Linked DNA regions of Homo sapiens: region 1 is linked to region 2. The links are chromatin loops, found by intact Hi-C in ENCODE. Cell type or tissue: Caco-2. All regions are shown on one strand. Each heading gives the region's core, and the rest is flanking DNA. Links, peaks and the distances in the headings are about the cores only.

Evidence for each region. Peaks named below come from ENCODE experiments on the same cell type or tissue, not always from the same donor. Only the 100,000 strongest peaks of a DNase experiment are listed, where the experiment ranks them.
Region 1: it touches region 2 in a loop (2.3-fold over the local background); 5 of 110 quality-filtered maps call a loop at or near these places.

The regions. Positions count from the first base shown.
Region 1 is chr18:48,906,728-48,923,039 of GRCh38, forward strand. LOC124904355 (a long non-coding RNA gene) reads right to left here and starts at 7,932. Exons shown (of 3, transcript XR_007066464.1): 1 at 6,831-7,932; 2 at 4,777-4,924. SMAD7 (SMAD family member 7) reads right to left here. Exons shown (of 4, transcript NM_005904.4): 4 at 13,126-15,183. The coding sequence ends at 14,645. RefSeq lists an enhancer at 16,312. In Caco-2, for the core only: no CTCF peak of the experiment used is centred there; no DNase peak of the experiment used is centred there.
Region 2 is chr18:48,715,842-48,732,153 of GRCh38, forward strand. All of the region lies in intron 7 of CTIF (cap binding complex dependent translation initiation factor), which reads left to right. Among named protein-coding and RNA genes, the nearest start is that of MIR4743, 53 kb to the left of the region's middle. In Caco-2, for the core only: no CTCF peak of the experiment used is centred there; no DNase peak of the experiment used is centred there.

The sequences.
Region 1 (16,312 bases), core at 4,401-12,400, 190 kb after region 2:
AGACAGAACAAGACTCTGTCTCAAAAAACAAAAAACAAAAAACAAAAACAAAAACATCTCTACAAAAGATACAAAAATTAGTTGGGTGTGGTGGCACACACCTGTAGTTCTAGCTACTCAAGAGGCTAAGGTGGGAAGATGCATTGAGCCCAGGAGGTCGAGGCAGCAGTGAGCCAAGATCACACCACTGCGCTCCAACCTGGGTGACAGAGCAAGATGCTGTCTCGAAAAAAAAAAATACATATATATATATATCTCACACATATATCTATCATATATGATATATATCACATATATATAAAAAATGATATATATATATATCACAGGTAACTGAAACAGTGGAAAACAAAACTGCAGATAAGGAGGGACTATTGTAATCCATTCTAATGAAATTTACCCCTGAAAAGTAGCATTGGAGAAATTAAGAAGGGCTTTAACATTTTATTTAATGCATTATTGTGTCTTTTGAATATTTGATGATGAATATATACTATTTTTACATTTTTAATGAATATTTTATATATCCCTAAAAAGTTATAGTGATAAATACTGAAAGAAACAGCTTGAAAAGTTGAAAGGGTTACTTCTGGGGAATAAACCTAGGGTGGGAGAGAAACAACAGTGGACTGCAATTTTTTATTATAAGACTTTCAATACTACTCGACTTTTAAAATTTTGTGTATGAATTACTTTGAAAAAAATTTTTAAGACAAATGACCACAAAGAGTAACAAACCCAGAGAAAAAAATAGGCAGAGGACATAAACAAGAAATCCACAAAAGAAACAGAAATGTCTCCCAAACACATGGAAAAAAAAAATCATCCCTACTAATGATGAACGAAAGCATCAGAAGTAGCTGCGTGTTCATGAACCTGGAAATATGTTCTCATTACAGCATTAAGTGTGTTTGTGTCAGGGAATGAGCAGTTTAAAAAATCATACAATAGTGTCATTTTGTAACAATTTAAGCATTCATTCAGCAAATTTTCTGTGAGCACCTATTATATAGTGAGCACATAAAAATGTATTTTTTTAAAGTCTGAAATGAGTTGTGTTCAGATGTCAAGAAGTTCTCTGTAAAAAACACAAGAGGTGATTTTCACAAAATTCTTCTCCCTTTGTATTTGGTGGTTTTTGTTTTGTTTTGTTTTGTTTTTTGAGACAGAGTTTTGCTCTTGTTGCCCAGGCTGGAATGCAATGGCGCTATCTCGGCTCACCACAACCTCTGCCTCCTGGTTTCAAGCGATTCTCCTGCCTCAGCCTCCCGAGTAGCTGGGATTACAGGCATGCACCACCATGCCCTGCTAATTTTGTATTTTTTAGTAGAAATGGGGTTTCTCCATGTTGGTCAGGCTGGTCTCGAACTCCCGACCTCAGGTGATCCACCCGCCTCGGCCTCCCAAAGTGCTGGGATTACAGGCGTGAGCCACTGAGCCCAGCCCTCCCTTTGTATTTGTTAATTTAGTCTCTAATATTTAAAGAGGGAACATATCTTGCTAAGGAGATAAAAGTAAATAGCAAAAGAAATGAATCACCTATTTTGAGCACTCCCAAAATAAGAAATAAAGCACTGACAATTGGTTTGGATAAGCACCCAATTATTAACCTGCTCAGACACTATAGAGACTGTATCACATACTTTTTTTTTTTTTTTTTTTTTTGAGATGAAGTCCCACTCTGTTGCCCAGGCTGTGCAGTGGTGTGATCTTGGCTTACTGCAACCTCCGCCTCCTGGGTTCAAGTGATCCTCTTGCCTCAGCCTCCTGAGGAGCTGGGACTACAGGCACACACCACCATGCCCAGCTAAATTTTTTTGTATTTTTAGTAGAGATGGGGTTTCACCATGTTGACCAGGCTGGTCTCGAACTCCTGACCTCAGGTGATCCGTCTACCTCAGCCTGCCGAAGTGGTGGGATTACAGGTGTGAGCCACCATGCTTGGCACACATCCATTTTTATACCTCAATCCTCGACAGCATCATGCACATAATAGGTCTCCAGATAAACAACTGAATAATCAAAACAAGCAGGGGCTTGTGTGGTGTGGTGGTCAGGGGCTTACTGTATGTATGTGAGCCTCCAACATGCAAATGGGTACTGATAAAAACTACACAGTGTTAAAAGGATCCACATGAGTGATGCATATAAAGCACTCAGCTCCGTGTTTGGCAATAGGTAAGAATTCAAGAAAAGTTGGATGCTATTAATAATAGTAGTAGTTGTTGTTATTGTCATTGCTGTAATAGTAGCTAGGACCCCAGAAATTCCACCACTCATGCAAGTGCCCATGTGCAAGACAGTCCCCTCAGCAGTCCTGAGAACAGCAACCTTTCCCTCTTTCTCCTCTTCCTCTTCCTCCTCTTCTTCCTCCTCTTCTTCCTCCTTTTTTTCCTCCTCCTCCCACCCCCTCCCGCTGACATTCTCTCTACCCCATTGCTCACTGACTACCTGAGAGCAAATACGTGGGGACAGCACAGGCTCAGTCATCACCTGAGGCTGACCACCTGGTCCCAGGGATTAAAAACCACAACGTGCAACTCCCATTCCCTCCCTGGGTCACATCATACATAAGGCACTGTCCTACATGCAGCTCATTAGGTGCTGGAAGAAAAGGAAGAAGGGGACAAACTTAGGGTAAACAAGACTGAATTTTTGGAGGGGATGCCTGCCATTGACACTTCTTTAAAAATATAGACTTTGGCCAGGCGCGGTGGCTCAAGCCTGTAATCCCAGCACTTTGGGAGGCTGAGGCGGGCAGATCACAAGGTCAGGAGATCGAGACCATCCTGGCTAACACAGTGAAACCCCGTCTCTACTAAAAATACAAAAAATTAGCCGGGTATGGTGGCGGGTGCCTGTAGTCCCAGCTACTCGGGAGGCTGAGGCAGGAAAATGGCGTGAACCCGGGAGGCGGAGCTTGCAGTGAGCCGAGATCATGCCACCGCACTCCAGCCTGGGCGACAGAGCAAGACTCTGTCTCAAAAAAAAAAAAAAAAAATATATATATATATATATATATATAGACTTTAACTGATGTATAACACATGTAGAAAAGTGCACAATTTTCACAAACTGTACACCCCGTGTAACCAGCCCTAAGATCAAGAAACAGGACATCATCAGCCCCTAGAAGTTCTTCTCGTGCCCACTTCCTGACATCTAACACCACAAATTGGTTTCGCCTGATTTTGAACTTTATATAAAGGGAATCATACAGTGTAGACTTTTCTGTGTGTGCCTTCTTTGGCCCAGCGTTATAACTGTGCAGATCATCCTGCTGCCGTGTAGAGTTGGAGTTCTTTCATGCCCATTGTTGCATGATGTGCACTGTGTAAATAACCATCGACTTTTGACAGATATTTGAGTTGTTTCAGTTTAGAGCTATTATCAATAGTGCTGCTATTAATATACTTTATTTTTTTATTTTGAGACAGAGTCTCACTGTGTCACCCAGGCTGGAGTGCAGTGGTGTCATCTCACCTCACTGCAACTTTCGCCTCCCAGGTTCAAGCGATTCTCCTGCCTCAGTCTCCCAAATAGCTGGGATTGCAGGCATGTGCCAACATGCCAGACTAATGTTTGCATTTTCTTTAGTAGAGGTGGGGTTTCACCATATTGGCCAGGCTGGTCTCAAACTCCCGAACTCAAGTGATCTGCCTGCCTAGGCCCCCCAAAGTGCTGCGATTACAGGTGTGAGCCACTGTACCCGGCCTGCTGTGAGTATTCTTGTACATGTTCAAGAATATATTCACTAAAAGACACATATATTTTAGTGAATATATGTGTGCATTTCTGATGCAGGTATGATTCTCTTTAGCTTTGGTAGATACTGCCAAAAAGTTAACCAGTTTATACCCCCAGCATCATCACACAAGAGTTCCTGTTGCACCACGTCCTCACTCCCATTCAGTACTAAGTAGCATATCTTTAAATGAACACTAGCATCTTTTAAATTCTGCTCCACTACTAGACAACCATGAAAATGAATAATCTCCAAAAATGTCTGTGATGTATCATTAAGTGACATAAGCAGGGCGCAGGCTGATATGTAGAATGTGACTCCATTGGTGAGAATTGTATATGTGCATATGTAGAGGCAGAAGCCAATTCAGAAAGGGGACATATCTGAGTCTCCAGCATGCTCACCTCTGGGGAGTGAAGTTGGAGGGCATAATTTAAATGATGAGGTTAGCGCTAATTTTTACTTTTGATACCATTTTTCAATATTTTTAAAATTCAAGAAAAAGATCTGTATAAGTAAAATAAAATCACTCACCATTCCATTATCTAAGGCTGGCAGCCAGACTCTGTCATTCTTGTTATTTCCCAGCATGCGCTCCTGCTCTGGAATTACCTCGGGCAGGGCCTCTGGGACAAGTCTCCCGGGCACTGTAATTTCCCTGGCTGCAGTGTGTCATTAGAAGATTTGGTGCTGATGACACGACGCCCATACACAGTGAACATTACAGCCCCGGTTGGGACAGGACAGCTTGGCCAAGGAGCAAGCCCTTCCTGCAGAGAGACCCCCAGAGTCTCGAGCTGCCTCAGTGGGATCAGGCCTTAGCGTGTTTCTGTCTCGACCTTAAGGAACAGAAGCTGGGAAAACTACTCTTTCAAGGCTGCTGGTGTCTCTAGGCTCCCCTGGAGACCCAGGGCTCAGAGCAAGGGCTGTGGAGTTAGGCAGACCTGGGCTTCGGTTCTACCACGCTTTTGCTGTGAGTCTCTCGCTGGGCCTGCAAGTCTTCACCTGTAAAATGAGCTAATGAGAGCGCTTACCTTAAAGACAACACAACGTAGGCCAGGCGCGGTGGCTCACGCCTGTAATCCCAGCTACTCGGGAGGCTGAGGCACGAGAATTGCTTGAGTCTGGGAGGCGGAGGTTGCAGTGAGCAGAGATCATGCCATCATGCCACTGTACTTCAGCCTGGGTGACAAGAGTGAAACTGTCTCAAAAAAAAAAACAAAAAAAAAAAGTACCTTGCAGAGAGTGCCTGGCACATACTTAGCCCTAAGTAAACGCAGGTTTTTGTTATTATTATTGTGGGTGTAGTTGTCGCTATTACCACCACCCTAAGAGGTAAAGTTTTGCATTCACCTTTTGGGAGAAAAGAATATAATAATGTGCTTTTTATTTTCACTAGTGTTATAAAGTAAGTACATACCCACTTTTCTTTTCTTTTTTTTTTTTGGAGATGGAGTCTCGCTCTGTCCCCTAAGCTGGAGTGCAGTGGTGCAATCTCGCTCACTGAAGCCTCTGCCTCCCAGGTTCAAGCAATTCTCCTGCCTCAGCTTCCCGAGTATTTGGGACTACAGGTGCACACCAGCTAATTTTTAATAGAGGCTGGGTTTCACCATGTTGCCTAGGCTGGTTTCAAACTCCTGAGCTCAGGCAAGCCGCCCACCTCGGCTTCCCAAAGTGCTAGGATTACAGGCGTGAGCCACTGCACCTGGTCCCATACCCACTTTTCTTGGGGAAAAGGGAATTTGGCTGAGCACAGTGGCTCATTCCTATAATCCCAGCAAGGCAGGAGGATCACTAGAGACCAGCAGTTGGAAACCAGCCTGGGCAATGTAGCGAGTCTCCGTCTCAACAAAAAAATTAAAAAATTAGCCAGGCAGGGTGGTGCTCACCTTTAGTTCCAGCTATTTGGGAGGCTGAGGGCAGGAAGATCATTTGAGCCCAGGAGTTCAAGGCTATGATCATGCCACTGCACTACAGCCTGAGCAACAGAGACCCTGTCTCTAAAAAAAAAGAAAAAAGATAAAAAAAAGGAATTCACCTGGAACTTAAATTCATATATTTTAGTTGAAAAGTTAAATAGTCATTCAACATTGATCCATCCAATATCGGTTGAGTGCCTTCTATCCCTTCTATGTGCTGGGCATTGTTCTAGATTCTGGGGTTATGGCAGTGACCAGAGCAAAGTCCCTGCTGTCACAGAGCTCACACTCTACTAGGGGCCTCTGATAATAGTCAAGCCAACAAACAGATATATAATAAAATGTCAAACATAGGCCAGGCACGGTGGCTCACACCTGTAATCCCAGCACTTTGGGAGGCCAAGGCAGGCGGATCATGAGGTCAAGAGATCGAGACCAGCCTGGCCAACCTGGTGAAACCCCATCTCTACTAAAAATACAAAATTAGCCAGGCATGGTGGTGTGCGCCTGTAGTCCCGGCTACTCCGGAGGCTGAGACAGGAGAATCACTTGAACCTGGGAGGCGGAGGTTGCAGTAAGCTGAGATCATGCCATTGCACTCCAGCCTGGGCAACAAGAGCAAAACTCTGTCTCAAAAAAAAAAAAAAAGGCAAATGTGTATATAATACAGTAAGTATAATGTCAACCACCAATATGAAGAAAAATCAAGCAGGATAGGCAAGAGGAGCTGGGAACGTGGTCTGATGACTCTAATCAATGTGTTCACTGGAGCCGGAGCTCTGCTCTGAGCCTCTCTCTCCTTGCCCAGAGGGTACTGGCTTTGGCCAGGTTAAAGTGGCCCCTGGCCTCAACCAGATGAGGTTGAGGAGAAGGTGAAGAGCCGTTTCAAAGACTACGTAGCTGAGGAGCAGGCAAGGGCAGGGTTTCATCAGAGAGGAGCCCTGGACCAGGTGGGAGACTGTGCCCTTGGAGGACACCTGGTGGCAGTCCCTCATGGGGCACCACTGGAGAGGCACTTCATGCCAATTACAGCAGGTATTTACTCATCACCTACTACGAGCCCAGTGCTGGGCTTTGTACTGTGACTGTGAAAGGATTCAAGTAAGCATGAGGGCTGGGCTCGTGCCTGACCTCAAGGAGCTCCCAGACGCTGGAGATACAAGACCCACCTCCATAAAAGAAAGAAGCAAGCCAGATTCTGCAAGGGACTGAGTGTGGGGCACAGGTCACATAATCATCTGGATAGGCAAACCTCCAAATCTCAGCCACAAAGAAAAAGTTCCACATTCAAACAAAGTCTGCAGCGGGCCCAGGGGCTCTCCAGAGCAGCCATTCAGGATCCGAACGCTTTTCCATCTTCTGTCTCCATCATCCTAAAACATATCTTCCAGGTCCCTGTGGCAGAGAGAGAGAGAGAGAGAGAGAGAGAGCTGGGTCACCCTGCACCAATTTTTCAATGCTTTAGCTTGGAAGTGACACATGGCACTTCTCACAGCCCATTGGCCAGAACTGGTCACATGGTCCCAAACAAACTGCAAGGGAGGCTGGGAAATGAGGGAAATGCATAAGTATTCCCTGGGAATGAAATGTCTCGACCCCAGGTCACTCATTACTGCTGGGATCTGGGCAGGCAGAGTGCAAGACCTGGAGTTTGAAATGGGCATGGGACAGAGTGGTGAGCACCAGGCTTTGGACAAAAGAGCCCTGGGTTAGGCTTAAGGAAAACTGCTCGGCCACCTCTTGGCTGGGTGACTTGTGTAAGTCGCTCATCTCTTTTAGCCTCAGTTTCTTCTAAAATGGGGGTAGTCAGAGCTCCCATCCAGAATCATTAGAGGAACGTGTATCAAAGGGCAGTCTACACTGCGGAGAATGGATTCAATACAGTTGTCTATGACACATCTCTATTTTCTTTAAGGTTCAAAGCAGTCCTAATATACACACTCTATTTCTGTCCCCAGCGCTTCTGTGTCCCACTGATCTTACACTTTTCCACTAAAATGCCCACTGCAGAAGAGAAACTGCCAGGGCCTGGGGCCACCACCTAAAGCAACATCAAGGGCAACCACGTGTCCTTGAAGTGTCTTGTTTTTTCTCAACAATTCAGGTCAAGTTTGCATTCTACTACGTAAGATATAAGGGCTTATGGTAGAAACAATTGTATTCCTTCTCCCCCTAAGCTTCCACTAAAATGGCAGCTCCAGGCAGCTCCAGGCTTAGCAAGAGCTTCCCCTGGCACCTGGGCACATGTCCATGGCAGACTCTGCCTCTCAAATCCCCAGGAAGGCGGGCACAGGCTCCCTAGGAAGAGGCTCCCAGCTCTCCCAGGTCTCCGTGGCTCTCATAGCTGTTTAAATGGACCCTGCAGTGGGCCACCCCCGACCCAGGCAGCGCGTCCCTGCCCAGCCTCTCACCCCCAGCCCAGCCAGGAAATTGTCCCTGAATTAATCAAAGCACTTGCACTAGTCCCAACTCACCAGAGTCCTCCTCCAGCGGCCACTTTGTGTTGGGTAGATTAATTGCAGCTGGGGGAGGGGAGGGAATCCATTTTTAGAAAATCATTACTTTCAGAAAGAGAGCGGGGTTCTTCTGGCTGAGGGAAAACTGCTGAGCTAGCAGCTCGGGCCTCCTGCTTGAGAGCCGCCAGGAAACCAGGGACTGTGCGGGCTGCTCCTGGCTCCAAGGGTGGCAGCCTGGGCCCACGCACCCCTCCTCCTGAGGCCAGGACACCCCAACCCTGCAGCCCTGGCTGCTGGTGGTCTTTGCTTCCTGCCCTGGCCTGGACTCAGCAGTTGGATGACATTTTGAGCAGGAAGGAATCGCCTCAATATTGGCCACCCCCCTACTATCCATGGACTGGCTTTCCAACTGTCTTCTCTCACTTGCTGCAAAATCCACCACCCAGAGGGCACCACCAGCCTCTGACTGCAGCTGCGGGATGAAAAGAAGGGTGGGGACCCCTGATTACGGCTGGCTGCCTTGGATTAAGTATCTCATAAAGTATCTGAAATTGCCATTATTGTGGGTCAACATGATCAGATATTAGCAATCCCACGTGGTTCAACCTAATTAGCATATGGTCAGCTCTTCACATGAATTTTCTCCCCAGTCCCGATTTTAGCCTCATGAAAGTATAATACACACTTTGTGCTTTGGAAATTGAGGTTCAGAGAGGTTGTGACTTGCCCAAGTGAGTGCTCAAACCCAGATCTGTCTGACCCCCAAACCGGTGACTGTGAGCCACATCCTATTTCACATCAGGCCCCCACCTTGCCTGCCCCCAGCACACCCTCAGGGACAATCAGGAGTTGCTCATTGAGGGCACACCGGCTGAGCTGACAAACAGGTCCTTTGCAGGCTGCTGAGTGTTGGGAGCTTAATAGACCCAGCGAGAAGTCATCGCTTGCTATAGGTTTGGGTGCAAATCCAGCTTCCATCACAGGCTGTGCATAGGTGGTCCCGGGCAAATCACTCACCCATTGGAGGGTCAGGCCCTTCCTGAATCAGGGAAGGCCTGCCCACGTCCTCTGCGGCGTGGGGGCACAGGCAGCATGACCCTTGGTATGCACTGACAAGTACAAATGGCAGGTGTTGTTTCTGTTGCTCAGCAGTCAGATCAGCTTGGTCCTTCCAAACCAGAACTTGTTTTAGAAAAAACATATACCCAACTCCTTGAGCCAGGCCTGCCCAGAGAGATTAGATAACACAGAAGTGATGAAATCTGATGCTATCGCTTAACAGCTGGGAGACTGTGGGCAATTCTTTGAACCTATTTATCTGTAGAATGGGAGTGATGATCATGGTATCCACTCGCAGAGTGGCTGTGAGGATCATATGGGACAATCCCAGTGTAAAGTGCTTAGAACACTGCCTAGCACAGAGTCAGGACATACTCAGTGTTGCCTCTTGATGATGAAGATGATGACAATTATTCCCAGCCCAAGCTAAGCCCACAAATATGCCTCGTTCATGAGACAAGTCCTGTCTGAGTACCACACCAGGAATTGTCAGGGCAGTGAATCCTAACTGAGACTCCAGTTGAGACCCCAGGGTGCCAAGAGCTTATAGTTCAGCAGAAGAGAGAATCTTACACTATTGAACATTCTTCAGGACAAATTTTTTTTTTTTTTTGAGACAAAGTTTCACTCTTGTCGCCCAGGCTGGAGTGCAATTGCGTAATCTTGGCTCACCACAACCTCCGCCTCCCGGGTTCAAGTGATTCTCCTGCCTCAGCCTCCCAAGTAGCTGGGATTACAGACGCCGACCACCATGCCAGGCTAATTTTGTATTTTTAGTAGACACGGGGGTTTCACCGTGTTGGCCAGGATGGTCTCGAACTCCTGACCTCAGGTGATCCGCCCGCCTCAGCCACCCAAAGTGCTGGGATTACAGACGTGAGCCACCGCGCCCGCCCAGACAGAAATTTTTTAAAGGGAGGAGGCTTCTTGGAGGAAGTGTTGCCTGCATCACATCCCAAAGGATAAGGAGGAGATAGCTAATTGAAGTGGCTGCAAAGCACTTGCTGCAGAAGCGCATGAGCACGGCGGGCCTGCAGCACAGTGCATCCCCCTGCATGCCTGGAACAAAAGGTTTCTGTGCGTGGAGGGCTGGGGACTCAGGGGAGAGGTTGGCAGAGGTGGATGCTGAAGGGCTACTTTCACCAGAGGTAAGGGAGACCCAGGGAAAACTTACAGGCCCTGAAATAAGTCATGCTAGTGGGGGTAGAGAAAACAGAACTCTGAGAGAGATATTTGCATTTTATAATTATTGATCGGGTGAAACAGGATGGAGGGAATTTGTTTTTTTTCATTATGGGGGACAGGGGCAAGGATGGGGAATCCAGGTTTCTGGTTGGGACAGCTGAGGCATCTACAGGTCTGAGGGAGACAGAACCACCAGAGTGATGCTGTCATCCAGGGAGAGGGTGTAGCCTGAGCAGAGCCTGAGATCGAATTATATAAGATACCCTGAAATTTAAGGGGCAAACTGAAAGGAAGGAGTACCAAGAGGCAGGAAAACTTCCTTCCAATGGGGTACCTTCTCCCCCTACTCTGCTAATCTCAATGCCATCTGAGCTGAAAGTCCCACCTCCTCTGCAAGCACCTGTGGCCCCAAGACCAGGCCTCCTCCTGGGTCCTCGCCTTTTCTTCTGCCTGCTCTGTTGCTGATCATCTCAGGTGTGGCGTCTTGTCCCCCAGCATCACTCACAGGCACCGTCCAGGTCCACGTTACCTCCGTGCCCGCTGCGGCACATTGAAGGTGCTCAGGAGATGACTGTGGGTGACGGGCTTGCCGGCAAAAAGAGGGAAGTGTCAGAAACCAGCAAATGCCAGACTCCTCCTAAGCACTCCTCTTTCCCCACCACCCGGAATCAGCCATGCTGCCAGAACCCACACACCTCCACCCCTGTTCCAGCCTCTCCTTCCTCCAGAAGCCACAGCTTCTGCCTCCCAAATCCAGAGGCCTTGCGCAAGTGGTCAGGAGGAAACGTGGCGGACCACCCTCCCACCTTCTCTCCATTTCAGGGAGTTGTGGGACTGGAGCCACACAGGATCCTACCAAATAAACATCTCAACAGGGCGTGGACCAAGCAGGAAGAACCACTCAGCCCGGAGTCAGATCCTGATCTCCCTAACCACTTACTATCTCACTGTGTGACCTTGAGCCAGTCATTTCACCTCTCAAAGCCTCCATTTTTGCAGCGTGTCCTAATGAAGATGAAATGAGAATTCCCTCAAACGCCTGAACATTATGCCTGGCACCTAGTGAAGCATTCAGTAAATGGTAGCTACAATTATTAAAGAGCTTCCGGGCATGCCGACGCAATTTAGAGCAAACTAAAATAACTTTGACAGCCCCCAGTGAAACACCTTCCCTCCCTGCCCCTCCTCCGCCGCTACCACCCTAGAGTTAATTAGAACCCTCCTTGGGTGTTTTCTAGAGATGAGATTTTGCACTTATTCTGGGTTACAGAACTACGATGTAAGCAAGTTTCAGTTCAATGATAAAAAGCAAAAAGCGACCAGGCGTGGTGGCTCACACCTGTAATCCCAACACTTTGGGAAAGGCCGAGGCGGGTGGATCACCTAAGGTCAGGAGTTCAAGACCAGCCTGGCCAACGTGATGAAACCCCATCTCTGTTAAAAATACAAAAAATTAGCCGGGTGTGGTAGTGTGTTCCTGTAATCCCAGTTACTCAGGAGGCTGAGGCAGCAAAATTGCCTGAACCCGGGAGGCAGAGGCTGCAGTGAGCCGAGATCACTGCACTCTAGCCTGGGCGACAAAGCGAGATTCCATCTCAAAAAAAACAAAAAAAAGCAAAAGCTACTTTTAGAGGTAGTAAGCTCCCTATCACATGTAAACAAGTTGGCCAGGATGACCACTTGGCATTAATGCCCTGGAGCATAAATCAGCAATCAACATGTATTAATATTTCTTGCTAACCAATTGTACTGTCATTCCCTTTAATGAAGTGGTGGCGCCAGTAGGCTGTAGCGCTTTTGGTCATTTTTTGGCAAAATAGAAAGTTGGCTGTCCTACATTGGCCTTCCAAAAAGCTTTCATGAAATTGTACAGGCTTATGATATTCAAATCTTAACCCCCACTTCAAAAGGACCCCCTTCCTGGATATAAGGTTCAAAACCCCTTACATAGACACCTGCACAGCCGTTTGTTTGGTACCCAATTTAGACCATCTCTTGTGCAAGATTTCCCAAATCTAAAACATGGCTCAGATCACGGTTCAGCAGCGAACCAAGGCAGGCTGATGCAAAGACAGCACTGAAGAGGCATTTTGACTGCAAGTGCCACCAGAGCTAGGCTGGGGAAGGGGACTAGTGAACTGTCACTTAAGTCCCAGCAGACAAGGGACGATATTGCAGAGTGGAACTTGTACTCTGTGACTTCTGTGGCCCAGGACAGTATTTGGGAGGGCGCCAGGAGGTGGCCTAGTCCCTCTGAACACCACTGACATTCAACCCCCACCTTCATCACCCTTCCAGGGTCTCAGCCCCCAGGAAACTTCTCCTGGAATCCAGTCTAGCAGGGGTACAGTAGGCTTAGGATTTAATACCAAGTGAGGAGTTGGCAAGAACCAGATGGACCCAGGTTCTTGGGGCTAAACTTCTCCATCCATCCATCCTCTAATCCTGTCTCCTTCCCATTACCCTAGATGTAATTCCCTGTCCTCAATTCTACAAGCTTTGAATTATCACCCACAGAGCTCCTGTAGGTTGTCTCCCATTACAAATTCAAGACACAAGAAGGAGGGATGTCTGGGTGGCTGCAGGTCTTTCCAGCACTCTTGAAGACCAGGGCTGTTCTAGATGTCTCTTTTGTGGCCCACGTCTCCCATCCTCCAAGCACTGGGCTGGGAAGACGCCAACTCAACTGAATTTGGATGAATACTCACTCCTCCCCACTCCCTCCAAGCAGCAGAAGAAAAAGGAGTTGGAGGACAACATGAAATCAAGTGTACATTTTAAAAATCGTTTAATGGAACATAAACTCCTTTAGAAAAACATTCAGCTAGGTGATAACACCCATAGAAAAAAACACCAATCTTGTGTTTATCTTTTTTAATTTGGCATTTGTTATTTGCATTTATATTAAAGCAAAGTGCATCTTTTCTTTATTTTTCTTGTTTATACACATTGCACAATACATAAATAATGATGCTTATAAAACGTCTTTATATTTACAAGTAATAATATATTTATATATAACATAAAATACATTTTTTTCTTTAATAAATCTCAGGTTTTTTTTCAGGAGTCCTTTCTCTCTCAAAGCACTACAATGCTAAATTTCCAATGAGAATGCTTCTCTTGTTCATTTAAACCTTTGTAGTTAGAAAAATAGCTTATGTTAAAGTCTAAACATGCTCATTGAGCTAAGAACAGTGTCGAAGTATCATACGAGTGTATGAGTTGTAGAAGAAATGAAAGAAGAGTTAGGTGTCAGCCTAGGATGGTACCTTGGGTTATGACGGACCAAATCCTTCTTGGAGGGAAGGGGACTGCTAAGCATGTCCCTCCCAGGGACATCCCCGCTTGCTGGCCTAATAGCAGAGCTTAACACACAGGATGGGAGCAGGCAGTGCTGAGCTGGTTTTCTAAGTCCGGGAAAAACCTGATGTCACCAGGGCAGGCAGGGGAGAGGCTGAGGGGAGAGGGCACTGGGTGAGCAATACTGTGAGGGGGCTGCCCCGGCAGCCCTTGGGAAGCCCATCTCAGGGAGATCCAGGAGCAGATGGCCAAAAAAGAAAGACGCTACAATGGCAGGGGCTGGCAGGAAGGGAATAAGACAAGGATGAAAATAATTGGTTCTGGTTCGGCCACTAGCAGGCTCGCTGCTCAGAAGCCTGTGGACAGGCCCGTGTCCTTGATGAGGGAGAGGAGGGGCAGGGGCTTTCCCAGGCTGGGGACAGAGCCGTGCTCCTGGCAGCTGCTGGGACCCCAGCCGCCAGCTTGCCCAGGTACTGCCTCTGCCCCACTGAGCGTGTCCAAGGGGCAGGAGAGACACCGCTTGGGACTGCAAACCTCTCTGCTGGGGACATCCATAAGAGACACAAAACAAAGAGCACGTTGTCTCCCCATCTGCCGCTCCTGCACACGCGTGCACACACAGCCGCACACTCACACTCACACACACTCCTGACAAGTGAAATGATGACCGCCCCCCTTCATACACTGTGTTTGGTGGTGCTTGGATTTCTGCTTCCCCTCTTCCTATCAGGGTGTCCTGCCGATCATACCTGCCCCTTCTTCCAAAAAAACCCCCAACAATTCTTTTCATAAGCTATTTCTCAAAGAGCGAAACAAAACAGAACACAAACGAGGACGAGAAGAAGAAAACCAACCAACAAACAAAAAAAAAACGACCAAAGAGTTTGCATGAAAAGCAAGCACTCAGGAGGAAAATATTAGCAGCAAAGTAGTTTGAAGTGTGGCCTGCTCAGCTCACGCTCTGTCCCCTCCGCACGCGGCTACCGGCTGTTGAAGATGACCTCTAGCCAGCACGGGCAGCTGCTGATGAACTGGCGGGTGTAGCACTGGCCCCAGCCCTTCACAAAGCTGATCTGCACGGTAAAGCCCGTCCACGGCTGCTGCATAAACTCGTGGTCATTGGGCCGCTGCAGGCTGTACGCCTTCTCGTAGTCGAAAGCCTTGATGGAGAAACCGGGGAACACCTTGTGTACCAACAGCGTCCTGGAGTCCGGGTTGTCCAGTGTGGCGGACTTGATGAAGATGGGGTAACTGCTGCGGTTGTACACCCACACACCATCCACCTCCCGCGTCAGCTGGATGCCGCAGCCGATTTTGCTCCGCACCTTCTGCACCAGCTGACTCTTGTTGTCCGAATTGAGCTGTCCGAGGCAAAAGCCATTCCCCTGAGGTAGATCATAGAAGATATCCAGAGAGGGCTCCTGGACACAGTAGAGCCTCCCCACTCTCGTCTTCTCCTCCCAGTATGCCACCACGCACCAGTGTGACCGATCCCCAGGCTCCAGAAGAAGTTGGGAATCTAGAAAACACATTGGCAGAGAGGGTTAGTGGGGACAGGCATTGGTGACTCCTAGAATGAAGACACCCGCCCCCCCACTGCACCCAGTCACCAGCTCATCTCTCAGGACGAGACAGAAAGAAGGAGGCGGTGAGGCTAGTCCTGGACTTGCCCAGGCTCTTACAGCCCTTTGACCAGGACCCTGCCTTTCTTTAAGCATAGGAAGCGCTGGGTGCTGCTTCTCTCCAGGCCCCTGCCCATCAGGAGTCCAGTACACCAGCATCTGTGCCCACCTGGCCAACAAAGCCTCTTCTCTGCAGAGCACAGATGCAAAGGGACCCTTAATAGCTTGGGTAGTCTGCTTTTAGGGCCTCAAAAAGCCTCAGCAACGTCCTGGAGTTACAGATCTTTCAACTGGATGGAACCTTGAAGGCCAGCTCCTCCAGCCCCTTGTCATCCTGATGAGAAAACCAGGACCCAGAAAGCCTGCTGCTGGAGTACCAGGGGATGACACAGCCAGAGCTAGAACCCAGGTGTCTAGACTCTGGGACCACCTATGCGATGGTCTCTGGGTGCCTGTCACCCAGCTCTCAAATCAGTGCCGTGGTCATGAGGAACCTATCTGGTAAAAATAAAAATGAGGGTGGCTTGGGACAAAAACATCTATATTCCTAATAGGAAAACAGTCTCAGTGTGTCAGCAGCAGCCCTGTACACAAAGGGTGAATTCATGTCAAAATGCCAAATCACAACATGCAGACCGGTATTAACCCGGGCTACCTTAACAAAGCTTCCTCCAGCCCAGACAGAAGATTATGTGTCTCAAATAGATGCGTCCCCCTTCTCCCCTTCTCTGCCGGCACCCCCATCCCCAGGGGTGCCCCCTCTCTCCCCTCCTTCCACAGAAGCATCTGGAGCCTGCAGGGCGCCCTGCTCCGCCCTCATCCCTCCCCTGCAGGCCCCGCCCCGCTTCCCTACACAGTCTTCCCACAGGCAGCCTGGGGGCCGGGGTGATTCTGGTAAGGTAATTTTCCTCAACAGGCACTTGGAGGACTTTAAAAGGGGGGTCACACGGAGGGAAAGGGAGCCCCGGCGGCGGGCATTCTGACTCCTCCTTAAGTAGGAGCCAGCGGGCAGGCCTCAGACTTGGG
Region 2 (16,312 bases), core at 4,788-12,787:
AGTGCAGTCTTAGAGAGTTCTGAGCCTGTAGGGGAGGTTCTGAAGTTGGGCTGACTCTTTAAGAGCTGTCCCAAGATGGGGTAAAGGGGCAGGCCTTGATACCTCCATGTCTGTTGGTCATCAGGCAGGGACTGCCCAAGGAAGGGAGCGTTACCTTGGGCGGGGCTGCGCTCTTTGCCCAGAGCAGTTGTCCTAGGGGTTGGCAGCTGAGGGCTGTCTGCACAGCACTTCCAGCAGCCGGGAGGCAGTGCCCCGCTCCTGAATGTGTATCACAGCAGACACTGCAGTGAAGCACTGTTCAGTTCTCCTACTGGGATTGGTTGGGCTGTACCCTGTGCCATAAGCTGTGCCCGAGAATACGGGAAGTATAGGGTGTGGCCCCTGCTCTCGAGGGCCTGAGCTGTAGCTTGCACAATGGTGCCTTGACTCCAGAAGCAACCAGAACGCTGTGCATGACTGTCAGTCATCCACGTGTTAACAGGGAGGAGGCTTAGAGAAAGCAGCCATCCTGGGAGATGCTCCAGAATGCTTCCTGGAGGAGGTGGGGCTTGAACTACTAGTGAGACCTCCAGGAGGATTTGGGAGATGGGAGGGTGTTGGGATGAGAGGAGCGGTGCTTGCTGCCTCTGTCCTGTGATTGACCGTGACTGTGGCTTGGTGTCCTCTAAATGCTCCTCTGCATCTAAGCAGGCTCTGGAGCCAGGGATTCCCCACATCCCCAGAAGTCGTCCCCACATGGCTCCCTAGAAACAGAGCCATGTGGGTGGTGCTCACAGCGGCCACCACCCCCAATTGAACTACATAGAAGGGAAAAGCCACTGGAGCCTGCCAGCTCCAGATGATCCCGCCCGACTGTCAGCAATGTCAGAAGACCCTGCAGGCTCCAAAGCCCGGCCTCTTAACCATCAGAAGAGGTGGCTAATGTAGGCATTAGTGGTCCATCGCACCGTGCCTGTGCGGCCAGGGAGACAAGAGAGCCATTCTCCAAATTAATTTGTTTCATTAAGTGAGGTCTCGGAATGGTTAATTTACTCCATGTGCAAAGCAGATTGAAAGGAAGAAGAGAAAAAGACCTTAGCCAGCCCAGCTAGTGTCAGATGGCTCCGCAGGACTAGAGGCAGGGGAGCGAGCCATCCACCTGGCGTGCGGAGTGGGCCACATGCTGGACGTTGCAGGGTGGCCACAGCCTACAGCAGCGCTTGCTGCCTCTGTCCTGCGATTGACCGTGACTGTGATTTGGTGTCTTCTAAATGTAGAACCAATTAAGAATTTTGGGGCCGGGCGTGGAGGCTCATGCCTATAATCCCAGCACTTTGGGAGGCTGAGACGGGCAGATCACCTGAGGTTCAGGGGTTTGAGACTAGCCTGATCAACATGGAGAAACCCCGTCTCTACTAAAAATACAAAATTAGCCGAGCGTGGTGGTGCAGCCTATAATCCCAGTTACTCGGGAGGCTGAGGCAGGAGAATTGCCTGAACCTGGGAGGCGGAGGTTGCAGTGAGCCGAGATCACGCCATTGCACTCCAGCCTGGGCAACAAGAGCGAAAATCTGTCTTTAAAAAATAAATAAATAAATAAATAAATAAATAAATAAATAAATAAATAATAAGAATTTTGTCCCTCCCTCTCTTCCTCTGCCAACGTGAACCCAGACCCTAAGTGTCAGTCATCAGATTGGATTTTTCAAGCTCTCTGTAACATCATCTAAGTCACTGATAAAAACAAACAGGACATATGGAACTTTGTGAATAGACTAAAAAGCACTCAATTATATACTTTAAAGGAGTGAATTTTGTACTGTGTGAATTATATCTCAATTAAAAAAAATTTAAAGAATAAGGCAGGTCCCAGGATGAAGTGATGTGGCAAGCCTCTTGAAACACCCCTTCAAAATTTTTTTTAGCAACAGGGTCTTGCTCTGTCACCCAGGCTGGAGTACAGTAGTGCAATAATAGTTCATTGCAGCCTTGAACTCCTGGCCTCAAGCAATCCTCCTGCCTCAGCCTCTTGAGTAGTTCTAGGGACTATAGGCACCCGCCACCACACCTGACTAATTTTATTTTTATTGCTTGATTGATTGGTAGCGATGGAGTCTTGCTATGTTGCCCAGACTGGTCTCAAACTCCTGGCCTCAAGTGCTCCTCTCCCGTCAACCTTCCAAGTAGCTGGGATTATAGACACAAGCCACCATACCCAGCTACCTCTTCAACCTTGATATTTTCAGGGTTCCCTAAATGTGTCAGGCTAGTAACTGTTTCAAAAAAGGACATAGATTTGGTCTGGCCATGACTTGGTCTGTGTGAACCTGTGCTAGCTATTAGTGGTCACCTTTTTTCTTCCAAACCATCTGTTTGGCAATCTCTTTTGGAGAAATGATATCCATATTTTTCCAATTTTTGAAAATTAGACTGTGTATACCTAGCTACAGTCTCTAACACTTTTGTTGCATTATTCAGAGTTTTCCAGAGAAACAGAACTGATAGGATATATTGAGAGGAAGAGAGAGAGATGTATCATGGGAATTGGCTCATGAGATTATGGAGGCCAAGAAGTCCCACAGTCTGCCATCTGCTGCAAGCTAGAGAACCAGGAAAGCCAGTGGTGTAATCAACCCAAGTCCGAAGGCCAAGAAACAGGAGCATGTATGAGGTTCCCAGCGTGACCGTAAGCATACCATGTGTTACAGCATGGGATGTCCAAGGGCAGGAGAAGATGGATGTCGCCACTCAAGAAGAGGGAGTGAAGTCACCCCTCCTCTGCCTTTTGTTCTGTTTGGGCCCTTGGCGGATTGGATGGTGCCCATCCACACTGGGAGAGAGATCTTTACTCAGTCTACTGACTGAAAATGTCCTCATAGACACACCTAGAAATAATGTCTTACCAGCTAACTGGGCACCCCCTAGCCCAGTCAGGTTGACATGAAATTAACCCTTATATCTGTTCTCCAGGATTCCTCAGACATGGTCAGGGGCCATTTATGACCTCATGTAAAGATTTCTTTTACTCCAATCAATATCAATATCGCCCCATTCCCGAGGCATGAAGGTGAGCACTCAGAGCACCCATTGCTCTCCGTGGAGTCTTCCAGGCCCTCAGCGTCTGACAGATGCGGCAACTGCAGCTGCCTTTTCTGGGCTGGTACCTGTTCTCTTGCAGAAGGCAAACTTGGAGTGGGAGAGGTCTGCTTTCTTTTTGCCACCTCTTAATTCTACGCTGTCTGCCCCATCAGTAGCCTCATGTGTCCCTCTGACTTCTCACTCTCAATACGAAAATATGCTTCTAGAATTGTCTTTAATATTTTTAAGCCCCATTCCTTGACACTGCTGTGGCTTCTGTATCCCAGGCTTTGATGGTCATCTGTGACTACAGGAGGCCCCACATTCCTTTTCACATGTGGGCTCATGGGCAAGGACTCTGGGGGATACCAAGTGCCTCTCGACATCCCTCTCTTTAAGTCACAGCTGCTATCTGGAACTTGCTGCTCCTTTTAGCACCTCAGAACACTCTACCAGTCATAGAGTCCCACATCCTACAAAAATGACCAGGTCCCCCAGATCTTGCCCACCGGGAACTGATGAGGAATTAACCTAGTCGGAGTCCTATATCTATACATCAGCTCATTCACATGAGTTGTTAAGATAGCTCTTTTGGAAGTGCAGTCCATCCTTATTACTCATTGATTCATATTTGCACATTCGCCTACTTGTAAAACTTATTTGTAACACCGCACTCAATACTCATGGTGTTTTTGCAGTCAGTCATTGACACACAAACAGTGAAAAATTTGAGTTGCCTGACCTGCAAGATCCCAGTCCAGGCCAAAGTAACACTCTGCCTCCTTGTTTCAGCTCTCATAGTATAAGCAAGCACCCTTCTCATGGTTCTGTTTACTGCCATGTTTTTCACATTTTTGTGCTTTTCCTTGGTGAATTTGCTATTTTAAATGGCTCCTAAACATAGTACTGAAGTGCCGTCTACTGTTCTTAAGCGCAAGGAGGCTGTGATGTGCCTTCCGGAGAAAATGTGTGTGTTAGATAAGCATCACTCAGGCATGAGTTATAGTGCTGTTGGCCGTGAGTTCAATGTTAATAAATCAACAATATGTATTAAATAAGGTTTCTTTAAACAGAAACACATACAAAACGAGGTTATGTATTGATCCAGTGGTGAAAATGTTGTGACCAGAGGCTTGCAGGAACCAAACCCCGCATTTCCCCTAGGAGTAATAGTTCAGTATTCACTAATTCAGTATTTGCAGCAACTTTATGGAATGCAACTACCATAAATAATGAGAAGTGACCGTACTTGCTCTTTAAAACAGAGTAGAGAGATGCTGAAGATAAAGAAGTATGTTGTAGGCAACAGGATCTTAGGTCTGAGTGATTTATCTTGTTCGTGTGTGGTGGTAGCTTCGCTAGGGGATGAGATGGGGACGGGGGGGATGCTTCTTCCAGTGGTCATTGTCCTGCATGGTTTGACTGAGCCTATCACTGCTTCATTTGCACCATGCTGGGATGCCACTGTTGCTGAGGCCCTCGCAGACAGCTCAGCCCTGCAGTGACTGTCATTGCCATCCTGTCATCCGAGCCCAGGGACCGCGAGACAGATCTATGCTCACTTTGCCCACGGTTTGTCTTTCCATCCCAGCAAGGAAATTGCCCTCATTAAGTCCCTGCTAAAGATAGATAAGAAAATGGGACAGGCAAACCCCCACCTGGCAGGCAGCCCTGTCAGATTCTAAGCAAAATGAGTCAGATAAGAATTATTTTTAGGATCCTTCTCCTCCTCCCTCACGCCCACCCCCAAGCAGGCTCTCTCTTGAAAAGAAGAGCAGCTCATTTCTTCAAGCCAGATGTCCAGGTCCATGCTTGATTGAAATGGAGCCCCTGATACACCCAGAGAAAGCCCCACGCTTTGTACAAATCATGATGGTCCCAATAATCCTTTGCACAGTGCAGCTGCCTCAGGCCGCACTCCTGGGCAGAACAAGCTGCAGAGAGTGGCCCTGTTGAGGCTGGCCCACAACTCACCCATGAGGGATATACCTTCCCCCGATCCCCATGCTCAGGACTTCCTCCCAGCATCACACTTCATGGGAATACAAGGCTCTGGGGGTTCTCTCCCATCGGGACCCACATCCACGCGGGGGACAAATGGGTAAGAAAAGAGGTTGCCTACAGCTCATTTTGGCAGAGCCCTGGAACCCCCTGTGCCCACCAGGCAGTGGGCATCCCCTAGTTCTGTGCCCACAGTTGGAGAGCAGAGTACTACTCTTTCTCGATCACAATAATCCCCTTTTCCCCAGCAATTAGAATTCCTTCAGACCCCTTAAGCCCTAAATAGCAAAGGGAGACCCAATGACAAGAAAGGTGACTGAAGAGGACGTAGGGGCACATGTCTAGTTACCTGCAGGACAGGAGGGCTGCTCCCTGAGAAACTGGCCCTGGAGAGATAAATGCCATTTCCCCAAGGTCTGCGTCTAGGATGGGACGTAGAATGGACGCCTTGGGAACCAGCCACCCAAGCTGGTTTCATTCCTCCTCAGAGGTCTAGTCTCTACTGAAATGCTAGGCATTTGAGGATTGGCTCACAAACACTAACACCCAACCCTTCATTCCTCTCCGGAGCCCCAAGCAACCTGGCCTCTGGCACCAAGCCAGCCCAGCCCTCCCCGGGGACAGTGTGTCTGGTGGGCAGCCCAGGCCCAGGGCGAGGCTCACTGGCTTCAAGACGAGCTCATCTCTCACCAGCCAGGGGATCTTGGGCCCTGGACAAACCATTCTTCTTATGTCCCCAAGGACACCATTGTGCAGACTACAGGGATGCCATTAGATGCCATGTGATGGCAGATACGAGGGAAGTCCTGACCCTGTGTGCGGCTCTGAGTCTAACCTCAGAGAACGTGCATCCCCCCCTCTCTGTCCTGACACTCACTCCTGTGCAGGAAGAAAAGAACACTGGACCAGAAGTCATGGAATCTGGATTTTCATACTTGTGGTGTGGTTCAGAGCAATTCTCTTACACTTTAAGGGTACACAGTTTCTCAGCTATAAAATAGGGCTCTGATTTCAGCTCTACAATGTATTAGAGAGAGTGCGAGGTGAAGATGAAAAGGGACACTTCTCAGGGATATTCCATTCCTTAACCATGGGATGGGAAAGACAGTTCTGAAAGACATGTTGGAGGCTGGCCAGGGCTTTCAGTGCAAATAACCAGTGTCTCGTGTATCTTCAGCTCAGCCCATGTGCCCTGTCCAGAAGGTTCTAGAAAGGCAGCCATGCCTGCTGCCCCTGTGTATATTTTTCCTTCCCCAGATCTGGCACACAGTCATACTAGGCTAAGCCTCATACTCCTGGCCCTGTGCTTTTTTTTTTTTTTTTTTTTTTTTGTGAGACAGGATCTCACTCTGTTGTCCAGGCTGGAGTTGCAGTGGCACAATTATAGCTCACGACAGCCTCGACCTGCTGGGCTCAAGTGATCCTCCCACCTCAGCCTCCCAAGTAACTGGGACCACAGGCACGTGCCACCACACTTGGCTAAATTTTTTATTTTTTATTTTATAGAGACAGGGTTTTGCCATGTTGCCTAAGCTGGTCTTGAACCCCTGGCCTCAAGCAATCCTCTCACCTCAGCCTCCCACAGTGCTAGGATTAAGGGCATGAGCCACAGCACCCAGCCTCTCTGTCCTCTTGAGATCGTATGCTGCCCAGGACCGCAAGATTCACAGGTGTAAGTACCCAGCCATACCTGTTGGTGCTCACAGGTGTAAGCACCCGGCCGTACTCATCGGCACTCACAGGTGTAAGCACCCGGCCGTACCCATCAGCGCTCACAGGTGTAAGCACCCAGCCGTACCCATCAGCGCTCACAGGTGTAAGCACCCGGCCGTACCCATCAGCGCTCACAGGTGTAAGCACACGGCTGTGCCCATCGGCGCTCACAGGTGTAAGCACCCGGCCATACCCATCGGCGCTCATAGGTGTAAGCACTTGGCTGTACTCATTGATGTAGCAGGCTGTGCATCCCACTGGTTCTGAGGGTCTTTTTCGCTAGACTCCCAGGCAAGCCTGGCCCACCCTCTGCCAAGCCTGGATGTCACTCAGCAATTCACAAGCACTTCCAGAGCACTCACTGTATTCAGGGCACCCTTTAGCTCATATAGTCTTCCCAATGACCTTAGGAAGGAGATGCTATTTTTATTTCCAATTTACAGATGAGGAAAGTCACTAGTCCAGAAAAGTGAAGCGACACAAGCAGCCTGGCTTCCAGGCGTGTGCTGCTAACAACCCACTGCTCTGGGACCCCCTCCTTCCCCATCTGCAGACTCAGCTTCCGTCTGCTGGGCCCCTCCCTGGCTGCCTCCTACATACTCCCCCTGTTAACCACCTGATCAACTCACATGCACGGGGAGCTAAAGACGGCATGGTCCTCTTTGGGGTGAGGGGGCTGTCATGTCAAATGGACTAGGGGAGGGCTGCTGCCTCATTCAAAGGGATGAATGAATGAATGAATGAATGAATGATGAGATTTCAGATGAGACCCTCAGACAGGGTCACCCACCCTCCCACCTTCTCCCCACCTGCACTAGGTCAGTCCTGCCCATAGATTACTTTCCTTGTCTGGATGATTCATGAATAGACATATTTAGGAAGCCCTCGAAACTGACCAGGGATTTCCCAGATTGTGGGGACCCCACTCGATGAGCACCCAGAGGGAAAGTTCTGTGAGTTCTGGAGTGGTGGGCAGCTCAGGGGGTGGGGAGGCAGCCCGGCCAGAGGAGAGCTTCCTCCAGCTGTTGGCTCCCCTGACTCCCAAGAGGACAAACCCAGAGCATGAGGGTGCCTTTCACTCCTCAGGGCTCCCCAGGAGAGACAGGGGCACAGGTTTTAAAAATACCAAGGAGCTTTCCTCCTGGGTCGGCATTTACCCTGAACTCCAAGAGTTATTTCTGAGTCTTCCCAGTAATTTAATTATAGCCATTTATTCCAATGCATGTGTTTTGGGGAAGCCAAGGTGGCCTCTATTACAGTTTGGAATATTTTGGGAGGCCTTGGTTTCCAAAAGTGATGCAGGGACTCAATTAGGCAAGACACCAGCAAACAGAAATAAAATAGCTCAAGAAGATAGGCCCTCAAGTTCCCAGAGGCGATGCCTGTACTTAGCACCCACGGGGGAAATTAAGATGAAGTTGTCCCCTGGGTGCTTGGTGTAGTCATCTCTGTAGCAGCAGCATATGCCACCTTCTCCATGTCTCTAAGCACCTGCAGGGATTTCAATGCCCTTCAAATTATGGGCTGGATGGGGTTGCCCATTCTTTCCAAGTAGGCCTGGACAGATGAACAGCCTGGGCACCAGGATTTAGGTCCCCCTTGTAGGTGGACACAGACTCACCAACAACTTGTGGGATGGCATTATCAAACAGCTTCTAACCTTTCAAATAGGCCTTTGGAATCCTCAACTGGTTCGCGCTCCCTGACCCCCTGCTCCTTGTAGATGGCCTGCTCCACCTGCCCTCAGCTCTGTCCCCACCTACCCTCCCACCCACTGTCTTCACTCGCTGTGCTCTCCAGACCCCAGTCTTCTCGCTGTTCTTTGAACAGGCCTGTCTCTGTCCTGCTCCCAACACTGACCAGCCCCTGTACCTCAGTCCCTCTCCCTTGCCTCTTGTTCCTGCTGGCCTCCTCTGATTCTGCAGGTTCTGCTGACTCCTTCCTACTCCTCCACCCCTTACTATTCATGGCCTCATTCATCCTCCCTTGATCCTCTTCCCTGACCTTCCCTACAGCTGCTGGGCGGGGTCCAGCCTGACACAGACTGAGAGCTTTCCCTGCTGTGTGTGAGCTCCTGGGCTCACCTGAAGCAGGTGCGGCCACTGAGGGACTTAGGGAAGGGCAGAGGGCCGGAGAGCATCCAGCACACACATTCATTCATGTCTGGAGGGCAAGCCCCGGGATCCTGAGTCACCTCAGCAGGTGGATAGAGGAGCCCAAAACAGAAGCTGCTGCCTGGAGCCCACATTATCTGCATTGACACCCGCCTGCAGGAATACGACTGCCCTTGTGTTGGCTTTGAACTCTGTCTTTCAGCTTCAAGGGGAGGATTTGGTGGACAAAAGATCTAATTTTAGGCTTATTACTTGTCAGGACTGACATTGAACTCAAGAAAAGACATGTGTGAACTTGAAACAAAGATGAGAAATGTTTTTAGAAAGAGAAAATGTGTTCTGGGGTGGTGTGCATGTTTGGTCTGGTGGTCTGTGTGGCCACAGCAAACACGTGTTCCAGACTGGCTCTGCATGTCAGGGAGCAGATGGCTCGGCCTGGTCACCCTGAGCAGGAAGCTTGCTGCCTTTGAGCTGTGAGCTGCAGCCACGGTGCAAAGAGGCTGGGCGGAGGCTGGGGTGAGACACTTAGAGGGCAGGATTCTGACTGTGCCCTGATATTCAGGAGGGCTGGCGGTGCTCAGTCAGGGGTAGGGTAGGAACAGTGATCATCAGGGCCTCTTTAGGCAGAGCACACAAAGGCCAATTCCCTCCCAAGGCTCCACCATCCCAATTCCTGTCCCAACGCCCCTCCTAGGATGGCAGGGGAGCCTCGGCGCCCTTTCCGGGAGACAGCCCCGGTGTATTTTGACTGTGCTTCCTTACTCTACAAGCAGTCAAGGACAGCCACCTTCTGCCTTCCCACCACCCCCTTAGGGTGAGAATGAGGAGGAGCTCCCACCTTCCTCTACTCTCATGCGGCCCCTTTTGACCCCAGATTTACTGCTCCTGCATCCCGTTTTGTGAACTGGTGTGTCAGTGGTTGATCTACCCTTAATGGTAACCCAGGGCATGTTACTTTGCATTTTCACTTGAGCCTTCAGTGATTACCCAGAGTTAAGAGAATGATTTAGTTTCTGGCACACTGAGAAGCTCCCACGTGTGGGAGGTAGGTGAGGGTGGGTATATGTCATGTTATTTCAAGGCAGATTTTTTTGCTCCTAAGAGCCTAAAACCATCCCACTTGAGGCAAACCCACATTTTGCCTCTGACTTTGTTGCCTGGAGGTCATATCACAGGAGCCACACCAGGGCCCTTATTCCAGCCTAATGTGTAGGTGGTCCTTTGAGAATGCTGAGTTGCCTAGACTTCATTCGAGTCCTGTCACTAGATATGTAGCCTCAAGACATCCCTTCACCTCTTTGAGGCATGTTGCTCAACTATAAAATACGATATCCACCTTGTAAGAGTGTTCTGCAGTTCAAATGAGGTGATGCTCAGAAAGGAGGTAAAATGCCAAGGGCAACACAAACCTGAGGACTTATTGCCTATATTTGTGTTTGAATCACACATGTTCGGTTTATGTTTATAGTTGTGGATATGTACGTGTGCATGTGATTGCTTTAGGACTCTGCTAATCATCATTTCCAATGATAATTTGCTGGAAATGGAGCTTGGCTTGGACGTTTGTATTGGGGTTATCTATTGCTGTGTAACAAATTTCTCCAAGACGTAGAGTTTAAAACAACAAATATTTATTATGTCACCCAGTTTCCAAGGGTCAGGAATCCAGGAGCAGTTTAACAGGGTTGTCCTAGCTCAAAGTCACCCTTGAGAGTGTAGTCAAACTGTCAGCCAGGGGTGTAGGCATCTGAAGGCATGACTGGGGCTGGAGAAAGCCCAAGCAGTTGGAGAACAGCCTCCTTCACAAGGTGGTTGGCAGTTCTCAGTTTCTCATTAGCTGTTGGTCACAAGGTGGACCTCTTCATAGGGCTGTTCATGACATAGCAGCTGACTTGTCCCAGAGTATGATCCAAGAGAGACAGACAGGAAGACAAGCAGACAGACAGACACCAAGATCGAAGCTGCAGTATGCTTTGTAACCTAATCTTGGAAGTGACATGCCATATTCTACCATATTCTGTTGGTCACATAGACTAACCTTGGTACAGTGTGGGAGGGGACTTTACAGGGATATAAATTCCATAAAGTGGGGATCACTGGGGACAATCTTAGAGGCTGACTACCACAACCCACCCTCTCATTCCCAGTGACTCACATGCAAAATAGTCTCACCCCTCCCAATGTCTCATTTGATTATAGCATCAGCTCCAAGTCCAAAGTCTCATCATCTAGATCATGTTCAGATGCAGATGACGCTCTTTGGGTGTATCTCCTTAAGTACAGCACCTCAGGTACAGTTCACTCTTGATCTGTAGGCCTGAGATTTAAGGAGGCAAGTTAGCTGCACACACACACACACACACACACACACACACACACGTAGCCAACATACAATTGTGGGACAGGCATAGGGTAACAGCCTTAGATACACTTATTCAAGAAGAGGGGAAACAAGAAGCACATAGACATTGTTGGTCCATAGCAGTTCTGAAATCCAGCCAGGCAGATATTGGAAGTTTCTTGATTAGAACTCAGTTCTGTTCCTGCCCAGGAATTATTCTACAAGGCTGTCTCCGCCCTCTGCATTCAGGGTCTTTCATGAGATTGCAGCAAGTCATGAGCCCAGTGAATACTCTGGGCTCTTGGTTCTGCCTCTGAGTCATCCTTCCTTTTCTATGAAAGGTAGCATGTCTTTGCAGCTGATTTGTTGCTCAGATAGCTTCCTGCTGGTAGAATTTGGGAGGTCCAAGAGCTTCTTTATATTTTGTACTGTGTCTCTCCCTTCCAGTCCAAGTTGTTGTGTTTCCACTGAAATAATCCTTTGAAAAACTTTATGGGTCTTCTGTGATCCTATTGAGTCTGTTCCACCAAATAAAAGCCCACCCACACATCTCTTCAAGACCATCCCTTCTCTCCGCTGGGCTTCTGCTGAGGGACAATGCCCTTAAGCTTCTTAGAAGCTCTGTTGTTTGACTGAGAAGATCTTTAACATCTCTTAAAATCTTTACAGAGCTTTTGGTCTGACTGAATAGTACTCTGAGGCAGCACCGCTGAACTTTCTAAGATCTTGACAAAGACTTCATAGCCACACCCTCCACCTCATCTTTGGACTATGCTTTCCTGAGAGTGCCTGGATTTGATCTTTACGCAGAAGTCATTTCCTAATTTTAGCATCATTTGCCATCTGGACAGTCTGGGACTCTTCAAAACTAGCAAGTCCTGGATTTTTTTTTATTGTGACAGCCCTTCTTTTAACTTGTCTCTCTCTTCTCACATTTTACCTAGCAAGAAGAAACCAGGCAGCCCCTGCAGGACCCTGGCTAAAAACTTCTTCCTTAGATAATGCAAGTCATTAAGTACATTTTCTGCTTTTCACATATCTGTAGGAGACAATGTTGCTAAACATTTTGGGGCTACATAATAAAAATCCTCCTTCCTCTAATTCCCAATAATATATTTTTCACCTCCCTTAAAGCCCCCATCACCAGTCTCCTCAAAGTCCATATTTCTACCAGTGGTCTCTTCATGGCATTTGAAGTTTTCACTAAGAATCACCCCAGAATGCTTCTGGCTCCGGCCCACTGCCCAGTACCAAAGCCACTCTCACATTGCAGAGTTTCACTATGGCAGCACCCTACTTCCAAGTACCCAAAGCTGTATTAGTTATCTCTTGCTGTGTAACAAATTACTCCCCAAATTTAGCAGCTTAAAATAAGCACTTATGATCTCACACAGTTTATGACGGTCAAGCATCCAGAAGCTATATAGCTGGGGAGTTCTGGCTCAGGGTCTCTCGTGAGATTGTGGTCAGGCTGTTGGCCAGGATTGCGGTCATCTGACACTTGACTCAGATGGGACTGGAAGAGCCACTTCCCAGCTCACGGATGTGGTTGCTGGCAGGCCTTGGCTCCTCACTGGCTGTTGGCTGGAGGCTTCATTTCCTTGCAACGTGGGCCTCTCTGTAGGGTGCTCATGACAGAGTGAGTGGCCTGTGAAGGAGGGAGGGGGAGAGTGAGAGAGAGAGAGAGAGAGAGAGAAGGAAAGAGAGAGATAAGCTGTTGGATCTTTTGTAACCTGGTCTCAAAGCAACATACCATCCCTTCTGCCATATTCCATTGGTCACAGACTAACCGTGATGTGGCAAGGGACTAAACAAGAGTTTGAGTGTCAGGAGGTGGGGACCACTGGGAGCCACCTTTATCTGTTTTGAGTTCCTTCCTGTACCATTGCTTTTTCCCCCCACTTTAAATGATCTAGTGAAACTCACCGGTAGCTTTGAATGGGTTGAGGGTTTTTGTGTGTTCTGATTCAACTTCAAACCTCTCTACAAATGCCCTCCTCATCCTGTCCTCCCCTCTGCGCTTCCATCCTTCCTGCCCATGGCCCCTCTCCATGGTGGGGCATCAGTGAAGACGCTTCCTGCCTGGGGAAGATTTGAAGCCAGGGGATGCTGTTGCCAGAACTTTGGAACACCCCTCTTACCCAGGGGGTCCAGCAGATAGTTCTGGGAAAAGGAAACTTTCCAAGATACACACCCACGTTCCCCCCACCACCACTACCACACACACAGACACACACTCACACATGTAATTATTTTCCCTTAAACTCTATAATCTCAATGATTATAAAAAGTTTGGGCTTTAATTGGAAGCGTATTGAAATCCTTGCATCTGTCAGACACTGACAGAGAAGGCTTCCTTGCTTAGGTGGGAAAATAACCCAAATATTAACAACACAAATAAAGATGGCTCCCCCAGCCTTTCTCACAGCAGCCGCCAGTGGTCTGGGAGGCAGTAGGATGAGAGCTGGCGTCCCCATGAGAAGAGTGAGATCAGCGAGACTCAGAAAGGTGATGCGATTTACTCCAGGCCTTGCAGAGCTGAGGCTGGTCCCAGACATCCAGACGTCTGGATTCTTTTCCACAGGGTTCTGGAATGTTGGTCCTGTGGTGGAAAACACGTGCTCCTTTTTCACCCACTTGGGGATCCGTGGTGATCTGGAGTTGTCTTCCTGTCTGGGGAGGGTGGTCCTGCCTCGGGTAGAGGACCAGATATGGTGGGGGTTCAGAATGCTGTGGAGAGAAGTCCCTCAGAAACGGAAATATTTTGGCAGGCATGAGGAAAGATTGTGAGGGAGCACCCAGTGGTGGGACAGTGGCGATGGACAGAAGAGGACTCCTGTTAATCCGCTCTTTCCAATCCACCCAGATGCCCTTCCCTGCATTTTGAGGCATCCCTGGGAGGACTGCCTCAGGAGGCTTCACCTCCAGGTGGAGTCTCAGGTGAAGTAATAGTAGCCGGCTTTGTCCACAGCTGTGCTGCCCAGCGCAGTCACCACGAGCTGCCTGTGGTGATTTACACCCATTACAATTAAATAAAGCCACAAGTTCAGTTCTGCAGTCATATTGGCCACATTCAGGGCTAGCCACATGTGGTGAAGGGCCTCCACAGTGTGAGGGGCCCCCGAGGTGTGAGGGGCTCCTGTGGTGTGAGGAGCCCCCGAAGTGTGAGGGGCCTCCGCGGTGTGAGGGGCCCCCGCAGTGTGAGGGCCTCCTGGGGTGTGAGGGGCCCCTGAGGTGTGAGGGGCTTCTGCGGTGTGAGGGGCCCCTGCGGTGTGAGGGGCTCCTGCTGTGTGAGGGGCCCCTGCGGTGTGAGGGGCTCCTGCTGTGTGAGGGGCTTCCACGGTGTGTGGGGCCCCTGCGCTGTGAGGGGCCCCTGTGGTGTGAGGGGCTTCCGCGGTGTGAGGGGCTTCCGCGGTGTGAGGGGCTTCTGCGGTGTGAGGGGCTTCTGCGGTGTGAGGGGCCCCTGTGGTGTGAGGGGCTTCTGCTGTGTGAGGGGCTTCTGCGGTGTGAGGGGCCCCTGTGGTGTGAGGGGCTTCTGCTGTGTGAGGGGCTCCTGCGGTGTGAGGGGCCCCTGTGGTGTGAGGGGCTTCTGCGGTGTGAGGGGCTTCTGCGGTGTGAGGAGCCCCTGAGGTGTGAGGGGCTTCCGCGGTGTGAGGGGCTTCCGTGGTGTGAGGAGCCCCCGCAGCTTGAGGGGCCCCCACGATGAACGCAGTGTGAAGGGCCCCCTGTGGTGTGAGGGGCCTCTGGCAGTGTGAGGGGCTTCCGTGGTGTGAGGGACCCCCGCAGCATGAGGGGCCTCCCGCAGTGTGAGGGGCTTCCACAGTGGACCATGCTGCTCTAGGACGTTTTCATCATGGCAAAAATCCTGTCAGATGACCCTGCTCTGGGGAAACTCTCCCAGCCCAGAGAGGCAGGCATGGGGCAGTTGGGGGAGAAGAGAAAAGTGGAGAACCATTTGGAAGGGTCTGGGGGCCAGGGAAAAGGCATGAGGATGAGAAAGAAGAAGCTGAGAAAGAGAAGGGGTGCTCATGGAGCAGTGTGTGGCCCCTTTGGGTGCTCAGGAAATGGTCATTCCTCTTTGATCTGGGGCTCAGAGAGGCAGACAGTGCCTACCCTGTTGGGGTTTAAAACCCACAAGGGAGGACCACCTCCTGCAGCACCTTCTCTCAAAAGCTCCAGGCCCACTCTGCAGACCACCAGGACCCCCAAGAGCTGTGCAGCCTCACCAGCAGCTGATGGGCATCACTGGGAGGGAGTAGAGAAGGCTCATTATGATGGTCAATTCAGGACAAATCCTTTGGAATAGGGAGAGATGCCTGGAAGCTTCTGGAGAATGGAGAGGTCCCCATTTCCTAACCCACCATTGGTCCTTTGTCACCATATTCCCCACCCTCTATGCCTGAGTGGAACTCCGTTAACCCTCTCATTCCTGGAGAACTGCACAAACCACATCTCAACAATGTCTTCCCAGTGGCCACCTAACTCAGCTTAGGGACCTAGTAAGGGCTTGGTTTGTCTGTGATAAGTGAAAGGTGTGTGGATGGATGGGATTTCTTCAAAGTCTTATATGGAAATTATCCATATAAACCACTGAATAAAGAAGACCTCTTTAGTTTTTAGCGGGTTGGGACCAGAAACCCAATGGTCCCTTACCACTGCAGTGACTTCATTCCCGCTTATTATAACAGCAATTATTGAAGCTGCTTTTTATGGGACACCTCCTAGGCTGTGCATTCTATCTGGATTAGGGGTCAGCAAAGTTTTCTACAAAGGACCAGAGAATAAATCTTTCAGGTTTTGCAGGCCATAGGGTCTCTATCATAACTCCTCAGCTCTGCCATTGTAGCACAGAAGCAGTTATAGAAATATATAAATGAATGAAAGTGACTGCTTGCCAATAAAACTCTGTTTCCATAACCAGATAGCGGCTCCATTCGGCCCACAGGCCACCATTGGCCAATTCTTGTTGTAGGTTATCATGAATCTTCCAACACCCCGAAGAGAATGAAGTTTCCATTCCTACCTTACAGCCGAGGAGACCATGCTGCAGCAGTGCATTCACCTGGCCGCCGGGCTCACATGCCTT